Regions from separate parts of the Homo sapiens genome. Here region 1 is linked to region 2. The links are chromatin loops, found by intact Hi-C in ENCODE. Cell type or tissue: left ventricle myocardium inferior. All regions are shown on one strand.

Region 1 (5,000 bases), 49 kb before region 2:
TTTACTTTTCAGCTGTGTGAGACCCTAGGGTTTACTTAAGCTCTACATGCCTCATTTCTTAGTTCATAAAATGAGAATTATAGTACCTGATTCATATGATTGTTAGGATCAAATAAGATTATAATTTTAAAGAGGTTATTTTAGTGCCTAGCACACAGTAAGTCTGACATAAGTCCACTTTAATATGGCTATTTTTTGGAAATAAATAAATACTAAATTTATTGCCCATTTAATAACCCATCCCTTTTATTGGGTAAATTCAACTTTTGTTGTGGCATCTGAAGAGTTAAGTCACTATATATGTTTTCTCCACGTAAGATAAAGTTGGCTGGCGTTTAGAGGGACAGGAGGATGATGGTCTGATGAATAAAATAGAAAAGACATATGGAAGTGGTTATGGAAAAATGATAAGAAACACTTAAAAAATCAGGTAAATGGAAAGACCCAAGGAAAACACACAATCAAGTATTCAAGCTTTGAGTCTTGTGGGAATAAGTTTCCCATTTATAACAACAAGAAATCGGAACACAGAGGAGATGTTAAATTTTCATTATGTAGCATTTCAGGAATCATCGATTATAACACATAAGTAAAATGGTCCTATAGTGCTACGAAATATATGGTTTGGGAGACAGTGTCTATAGGTCGAAACAGGGAAATTGTGGAGATGTTCAAAAATCATGTAACACATGAAGGAAATAAATATATAGAAAGAAAAATAATCAAACATAATATATTGATCGGAACATGTCTTGGAAATATGTTATTTAAATCATATTTTAGCTTTTAAGCTTTTAAAAGTTTTAAAAGCTTTTATATTTGCTTATGCACCTCAGACTTCAGAGTCCCATAACTTTTTCGTAATTGTAAAGAGCTGAAATTACATTAAAAAATAATTAATACTAATAAAACACAAGTATTTCCAGGAAGGGGTATCACATCAACTTAGGGATTTATTATGAGCATATTTATTGTTTTCAAAATCCCATCCACCTGCTACATTGGAATGAATATACACAGCTGTTAGTGTATCATAGAAAAAGAGAATGAAAAACTGAATCTACAAGTGAGATTTTCTGAAGAATGTGGGACCAAAATACAGACAGAGTAAGGCAGTTGGAGTACGGGAAAGAGGAGCTCAACAGTACCAGGGCCCCTGGGAACATCTGGCTGACAAATCCATGGAAGTTGGAAGAGAAACATGAAAAAAGGGGTAGTTGGAAAGGATCTCAAGATAAGCCTTGCTTTCTTAATACAGTTTTCCCAGGGCCCACCCTGGTTGGATGCCAGTGATTGACCTAAGTGTTCACGATTTCTCGAAGGTCAAGGAGTTATATAAATAAACTTTTATAGAAAGGAAGACACTAAAAACACTAAGGAACAGCTAATCACTAGACTGAATTTCCAAATTCATGTTATATTTTCAAATGTATTTTAATGATGTAATTAGCCATAGCAAAGTTCCACTGAGTTCAAATTGATACTAAACTCCATAGACATAACTACCAACTTTTTCACAGGTGGTATATCATTAAATCATAGTTGAAAGATGGCAAATGTTTAAGTACAAAAATAAGTTTTCAGATTCTAAGATTTATTATTCACTTTTATATTTTCTTATTACATTTTTATATGTTACAAGTAATAGATATTTTTTACCCCTGAAATAGTGGGTTCTTTATTCCAGGTGAAAAGAACTTGTTGTAATAAACCTGCTTGTTCTATTAGAAGTCCCAGATAGTCTCCATAAAGGGAATTTATTTACATCTTCTCATAGGAAAGCTCTAGCTTCATTTGTGATCACTTTTATCTAATAATATTTCATATGTGCTGAGATTGTAAATTAATATGAATATTTATTAAAATCTTCACTTATCATTAGTTATAATCAGCACATACAAAAATTTGCTGTATACCTACTTGTTTTAATATTTATTTTGGACTATATTTCTAATGGTCCTATCTAAATAAATCCTTAGTTGAAAAGAAGCATAAGAGGAACCAAAGTTAAAATGGGGTTGGTTTAACTTTAATATGATAATGTGTGCAAATATTAGAAACTAAATTTCTTATTATAGTTCTAAGTGTACCTTTAACGGTTTTCAAGAAAAGAGGGTAAGTAGGAAAGCTTTTAAATTTGTAATTAGAATCCTTACAAAAATTGAAGAATCTAGATTTAAACAGAGAATTAAAGTAATTTCATGGTAGTAGCAATAGAAAGACAAGAAATATGGTCAACTCAATAATATAAATGTGATAAAAATGTATTTGTTCAATCAAACTTAGGATAAATTAATGTATGGTGAATACCCAATTGCATAAGGAGATAAATAATGTTTGGTGTCATTCATAGTCCCTTTCAGTTGGGCATTTTACTTAATAAAAAATCCATTCATATTCATTCATCGATCCAGTTATTTTTGAAGGTAGTTTTTATTTTCAAAGAGTTTCCTCTCTAAAGCATATTCTCCCTAACACCTCTCATTCTGATTTAAGTTTGAGAAGTGGGGAGAATGCCTCAGAAGTACCTGTGATCATGTAGCTATTTCATGGCAGCAATGAGAATAGTCCTGCTCAACCTATATTTAGTTCAGTTCAATTCAGCTGTACATGATGTGCCCACTGATTTTAAAGCTAGATATTGAAGTGACATGGTACATGCTAGAGGGGCAGAACTACCAGAGTATTAACTATATTCCAAAAGAAAAAAAAATATTTAAAGTGTTACCTCTATTCTTTATTACTTCTTCTTACCCTATGGTGCATAGGAGCATAGACAAAATTTTAAATACAAAATATATAAATTTGGATCTTAAAATCTGTGAATTTACATACAACTCCAACCCTCCATACCAGCTCACTTCAACTCTGTGCTTGAGGGAAAAGGAGAAAGTTGAGAAAACAAGTGTATCAAGACGGAAGAGGGAGATGGGCGGACTCTGGGAAAGAGGTAGGGTGTACCATGTGCTAGTGTATGCATGTGCGTCTATATGTTATTAAAGAGGGCGAGGGGGTTGCCACATGAGTGAAGGTGTCATCGAGAAGGCTAGGGGTTTGTCCAAAATGCAGAGATGAAGGAAGAAGTATGATGAGAATAAGGATAAAATAAGGATAGCTCTGATAGCATTTCTTATCCTTCTCAGTTGCCTACCCTGGCCAGAAGAAGAAGAGGAATCTTTGAGCATTTTTATGTATTACATAGAAACCTGTCAGTAACTTACATTGACCTTGCTAGCTTCTTTCCTGGGTGTCTTTGCTCCTGGGTTGGGTTACCAGAGAATTAATGACAAGAACAATGGAGATGCCAGCACTTGGCATAATACTGAGTACATGCTAAGTGAATATTTGATTAATAAACATGTCACTGACTGCTAACAGGACAGATGGTTTTCTATTCTTCAATCTAAGTGATTGATGACAGTATTATTCTCCTACACATACACACATATAACTAGATGTATATGTTTAGATAAGCAGCTGGATTTGGTTAGTGATTTTTTTTTTATTTAGTACTTTTAAACCTGTACTCGAAAGCAAAAGGAACATGTTTAAATATACATACTGTCTTTACCTCGTTTTTAAATCAAGATTGTACCAGCCTCATAAAATGAGTTTGGCAGCTTTTCTTCTTGTATTTTCGGCACTAGATTATTTACTTAGGATTAATTGCTTGTTGAAAGTTTGTTTTTTGTTTTTTTGTTTTTTTAAAATAAAACATTACCTATAAAGTTTTCTGGGCCTGGGCCTTGGGGTGGGGGACAGGGTGGATTAGAGCTCAAAAGGATTAGAGCTCAAAAGCTGCAAGTTCACCTGGAATAGATGTTATCAATTCCTTACCCCAAACAGGCTCTGCCAACACTGTGATACTGCCCCCCATCCACCTCCGTACTGCTATGCTCATGCACAGGTTTCTCTGACTTGCAACAATAATAGTAACTACTGGCATATAGTAATCTTCCCAGCTTGCAACAGGAGAAGATAATTTAAGAAGCTGGCTTCCAACATATCTCCCAAAAGTGGAACCCTACTCCCAGACTGCCATTTTCCTACCATAACAGGTCATTACTATCTTCTACCGATGGAGGCAGAAGATATTTTATTTTATTCTTACAAATCCAGCATTGATTCTGGGAGAAAGCTGGTGATCTATACTAGTTCTGTCTTGTTCTACAGCAGCAATTTATTTTACATGAATAATGTTTACACAAATTACAAATTCACCGTGTATCTGGCCCTTTAAAATATATTTCCTAATGTAATTGTCACAATTGTACCATGAATTTGGCAATATTATTCCCGTATTTTTAAGATAAATAAGACTTTTTACTCTGTCTTATTTTTAAGATAAGGAAGTGGATTTTAAGTAACTCACCCAAGTTAGCATGGATAATATTATAGCAGAGGTAAAAGCACACCTGTCCCAAATCCAGAAAATTCTAGTATGATCAATTTCATAAATAGCCCAAGTACAGACATAAAATATGATCGTAATTCTCTTGCCTGTGAATTATTTGTAAATGTAATGGGCTCATATCACTGGAGATGGGCTATACTCAGGGATATAGATGTCAATCTTAATGAAATTGCTCTTTCAAGTACCATATAATATTATTACTCATATTTACGATTGACACAGGTATACAAGTTTTGCTATTTTCTCCTCAGGAGGCTAGGATTTGAGCCTCCTCCTCCTCCTCCTTCCCCTCCTCCTCCTCCTCCTCCCCCTCCTCCCCCTCTTCCCCCTCTTCCTCTTCTTCCTTCTTTTTTTTTTTTTTTTGGATACAGTTTTACTCTTTCACCCAGGCTGGAGTGCAGTGGCGCAGTCTCAGCTCACTGCAACCTCCACCTCCTGGGTTCAAGCGATTCTCCTGCCTCAGCCTCCCGAGTAGCTGGGATTACAGGTGCCCACCACCACGCTCGGCTAATTTTTGTATTTTTGGTATAGACGGGATTTTACCATGTTGGCCAGGCTGAACTTGAGCTCCTGACTTCAAATGATC
Region 2 (5,000 bases):
CCCCAAGCCTGTAAATTCTACCCCATGTGGTTCAGCAGGCTTTGGGGGTGCTTTCTATCTCTAAAATTTTTGGTTCGACTTGTTCAGATGAAATAATTTCCAGTAAGGGATACTTTCACCAGAATACACAGTGGTTCCATTACCCTGGAGCCAAGGCTACTATTTGGATATTTTTTTATACTTTAAGTTTTAGGGTACATGTGCACAACGTGCAGGTTTGTTACATATGTATACATGTGCCATTTTGGTTTGCTGCACCCGTTAACTCGTCATTTAACATTAGGTATATTTTGTTGTCTCATGTTACTGAACCATCAGGGTAGAAAGTGATTGATCCCAGTTTACTAGGCTGAAGTGTGGTTTCTGATATCAAAACAGTGGCAAGAAAGATTGTGTTTGGAATGCAAAGAATTCTGCATGGAGCCCTTAATGCTTCCATGTTACATAGTGAGTGTGGTGGGACACTGGAGTCACCCAATAAAAACAGAACCACTAAGAAAATTGACCTTGCAAGAATTAACTTGCAGGTCATCCTATCAGTAAAAATGTTCCACCATGAGAAGTCCTAACAGAGGGCAATGAAAACGTGGAATGGATAGTGGAAAACAAAAGTTTTATGTCAACATTGGCTTCGTAGTCAAATATAGAAATAAATTTGGAATTTATCCACTAACACTTTTTAATCTATTTACATATGTGTATATCTGTCTCTGTATCATTTATTTAAAACTCAATATGAAAATTTTCAAATGTATTCAAACAAGAGAGAATAGTAGAGTGAACACCAGGTGCCTATCACCTAGCTCAAACAATTAATATACTGCCAATCTGTTCCATACATACCTCCCAATATTTAGTACATCTCCTCTATATGAAAATATATGAAATTCTATATGAATATATGAATTTCTATATGAAAATATAGAAATATAGAAATATATGAATTTCTATATGAAAATATAACATATCCTTCTATTAGTAAATGATTTGTAAAAAAAAAAAAGAAAAGAAGTGCTATATTTACCTCTAAAACAATTATACCACCATTATCATCCCTAAAAAAAACTAACACAAATTACTCAATACAACAAATATCCACAGTGTTCTCATTTCTGAGGTTATAAAACTTCTAAGAAGATTACAAAGAAGTCTTCTTGTTATAGTTTGTTTCTTTTTGAATAGGTGTACGAAGTCTGTACATTGTAATTGGTCAGTTCATTTCTTAAGTTAAAATATACAATTTCTCCCTCCTCTCCTTTTTTCCTTGTGGTTTTTGGTTGGAAAAAATATTGACTTATTTGTCCTAAATAGATTCTTTACTTTCAATTTTGCTGATTGTATCTTTTGTGGTGTCATTTAACTTGCTCTTCTCTTCCCTATATTTCTTATGGACTGGTACTTAAATCTAATCTGAGATTTGATAAGATTAGTTTTCTTTGGAAGTAAAAAGGAGGACTATTTCAAAGGTGGTGTTTCAAGCTTTTAACTTCCATCAGGATGTTGAAAATGGCTTGAGATTTTTGGTGATATTATTGGTCATTGATTACCTTTCGCTAAATTCATTAATTCATTAGAGGTTTGAAAATTATAATACTCTCACTTATAAGTGAGGCTAAACATTAGGTACACATGGACATAAAAATGGGAACAATAGACATGGCACATTACTTGAGGGGGAGATGGAGGAGAAAGGCAAGGGCTGAAAAACTACCTATTGGGTACCATGCTCACTATCTAGTTGATGGAATCATTTTACCCCAAAACTCAGTGTCTCACAATATACCCATGTAAAAAATCTGCACATATACTCTCTGAATCTAAAATTAAAAATTATAAAATTAAATATCTAATAGCTTAATTCTACTAGAAATTAATCTACTTATTTATAATATAGAATTATAAAAACTTTATAGCGAGGGTCTGAACTGATCATATTAACAGAAATTTTTCAAAATGGTTAGGAATCATCCTTATACAATAACTACTTTCTCAATTTCTCTACTGTGCCACAAAAACCAAGCTATGCAAATAAAATCCATTAGAGCTCTACCAATCTAAAAGCAATTGAAAATTAGTATATTTTCTACATTTTTTTCTTTAACCTTTGCATTTGACTCAAATGAGTTTAAGGATTTTGTATTTTTAATATTGTTTTTATTAAATCTGTTCTAGAAATAAATTTATCATCTCTGGAGAATAGTCTCTATTTTCAGACTATTTGTTGGACTAAACCAAGGTTGCACTGGTATTATTTCAGTAAAACTTCAAAACCTTACCAAAATCCTTTCAGGATACTTTAAGATTGAATTACATTTCAATAAATATTAATTACCCTAAGAAAGAAAAGAAAATTATAATATTCTTATTCTCTCATCCTTTTTTGTTTATTAGTTGGAATTCTATGAAGAGAAATTTGTCTTTACTCTGTAATAACTCTAAGGAAAGAATGGAATAGAAAAGCTAGGATAAACACACAATTTCTCCCTAAATACCACTAGTTTTAAATCTATTAATATTTAAGTTGTGTTTAGAATTACTCCAAAGTGACCATGTGATGTTTTAATAGTGTTTTTAACTCATAAATTTTGTGATTTTATATGTTTCAACCATTACTATTTTATATGTTTCAACCATTACAATTATTCTTACCAATGCTCAAACTTTCCTATATTTGATTAGCAGAAACCTGTTCAGGCTGGCTTCTGAATCCTATTGGCACAATGTAGTCTTCAAGGCATCCCAGCTCTTTTTTATGACAAGATATTCCAGGCCTATCTTATATCTTTACACCTGGTATTAGTCACATATCAAGGATCCATGGTGCTTTTATTTATGGTGCTAGTTGCACTTATTACTACTTAGTTGATCATTGTTTCTAGACCTTTTCAGTGGAGAGAGCTAATACACACACACGTAGATATCTATATCTATCTATATCTATATCTGTATCTACATATCTCCTGTATATATGTATACATTTTTCCAGACTGAAAAACTCAACTCAAATTTGGGTATACAAAATATTCCCTAACCTCATTGGATCTTATATTATAGATTATATTTAAAGCCATGACACCAGATAAGGTCATTAAGGAAGTAAATATAGACAGCAAAGAAGATATTCCACAGACTGAATTTTGGAATATTCTAGCAATGAAGACTAAGAGCAAATGACCACTGAAGTAGGAGGAAAACCAGGGGTGTGTGGTGAAACCAAGTGAATAAAATGTATCAAAGAGAAGGGCACATTAATGACATACAATTCTGCTAATACATCAATTAAAATGAGGTCTGGATATTGATCACTGGATTTATTAGTGTGAATGCCTTTAATGTTCTTGATGAAAATATTTGCATTGGAGTGGTAAAGGCAAAACCTGATTAGAGTTGGTGAAAAATGAACTGGAGGAGAGGAAATATATACAAGGAATGTGACTAAAGTTTGGGCTTAGAAACATGGACTGTAGGAGCAAGAAGGAAGACAGCTAATAGCAATGTACATTTGGGTAGAGAGTAGATGTCATGAGGACAGAGTATAATATTTCTCCTGATATTTCTGTTTAGTTAGTGAATTTCCTAGACAAGATCATCAGCTAATAATCAGGGTGCAGCCAGAAATGAAGATTTGAGAGAGGTAAAGTGATTGGGTCATTAAAAAGTATTACGTCTAGCAATGCCTCTATGACTCAGTGAGTTTAGTGGTTATAAATATAAAATAAGCCCTAAGGGCATGTTACTGAGTTGTTCTTCAATCACTTAAAACAGTGCGGATGCAAATACTAAGAAGAAAGAAAGTGGATTTATCTGAGGTGAGCTTTGCCTGGGAAGATCAATAAATTGAAAGAGAAACAGGAGAATTGAGGGTATACAGAAGGAAGTGATTAAAATAATTGCATGAAAAAATTCAAGTAAGGAGGAAAATGAAAATATGAGTGTACTGGCTTGAATTGTGTCTCCCAAAAAGATATGAGGAAGTCCTAACCCCCGGTACCTGTGAATGTCACCTTTCCTGAAAAGAGAGTCTTAGCAGACCTTATCAAGTTAAGATGAGGTCATGAGGGTGGTCCCCAGCCAAAGATGACTAGCGTTTTTTTAAGTACAGAGGACAGAGACATAAAGGGAGAAGATGGCCATGTGGTAACAGAAGCAGCTGTTGGAGTGATACACCTATAAAACAAGGAGTTCAGGCTGTCAGCAAACACCAGGAGGTGGAAGAGGTAAGGAGGATTCTTCCCTACAGGTCTCAGAGGGAGCATGGCTCTGCTGACACCTTGATTTTTGACTTCTGGCCTCCAAAAGTGTGAGACAATAAAGTTCTGTTTTAGGTCACTCAGCTTGTAGTACTTTGTTAGTGCAGTCTTAGGAAATGCATTCATTTATATGTTGTCTGTGGTTAATTTACCACCAGAATGGCAGAGGTGAGTGGTTGTGATAGAGATTGCATGGTCCTACAAAACCTAAAATATTTCTTATTTGTCCCTTTATAGAAGTTTGTTAACTCCCTCATCTAGAGTTTGGAAATGGGAATGAAAGGCTGAAGTAGGCTACAATCCAATGCAAGGTTGCACATAAGAAGCTCTGAATAAGTGTAAACATTATGTGCATTCAAAACAGTAACATTAACTGTGGACTCTGGAAATAAGAAAAGGAATCGTGTTGGAGAGTGAGACTGAGCCAGTTGGGAATAGACAAAATTACATTCTCAAGGGAGAATTTCATTTCTTGGTGAGGAAAATTATGCCCTTTGGGCTGGTAAATACTGTCTCCTCTTGAATAAAACAGTGGTCTGGCCACCTGTTAGACACTGAGAAGTCTAGACTAACACTCAATGTATTCGGATGTTTGCTCACTATTTCCGATGGAAAAGTCTGGTTTGATTGTTAAAGTAAAATATTTGGCCTTTCAGAGTGTGAAAACACCATTGCTTCATTGCAAGGTTTAATATAAACCCATTTTTCTTGCATTTTCTTTTCTTTCTTTTGTAGTAAAATGTGCTTGAA

Evidence for each region. Peaks named below come from ENCODE experiments on the same cell type or tissue, not always from the same donor. Only the 100,000 strongest peaks of a DNase experiment are listed, where the experiment ranks them.
Region 1: it touches region 2 in a loop (8-fold over the local background); 2 of 110 quality-filtered maps call a loop at or near these places.

What each region holds. Positions count from the first base shown.
Region 1 is chr12:20,640,131-20,645,130 of GRCh38, forward strand. All of the region lies in intron 10 of PDE3A (phosphodiesterase 3A), which reads left to right. Among named protein-coding and RNA genes, the nearest start is that of SLCO1C1, 53 kb to the right of the region's middle. In left ventricle myocardium inferior, no CTCF peak of the experiment used is centred here; no DNase peak of the experiment used is centred here; H3K27ac peaks cover 3,015 bases.
Region 2 is chr12:20,689,568-20,694,567 of GRCh38, forward strand. No RefSeq gene overlaps it. Among named protein-coding and RNA genes, the nearest start is that of SLCO1C1, 3.3 kb to the right of the region's middle. In left ventricle myocardium inferior, no CTCF peak of the experiment used is centred here; no DNase peak of the experiment used is centred here.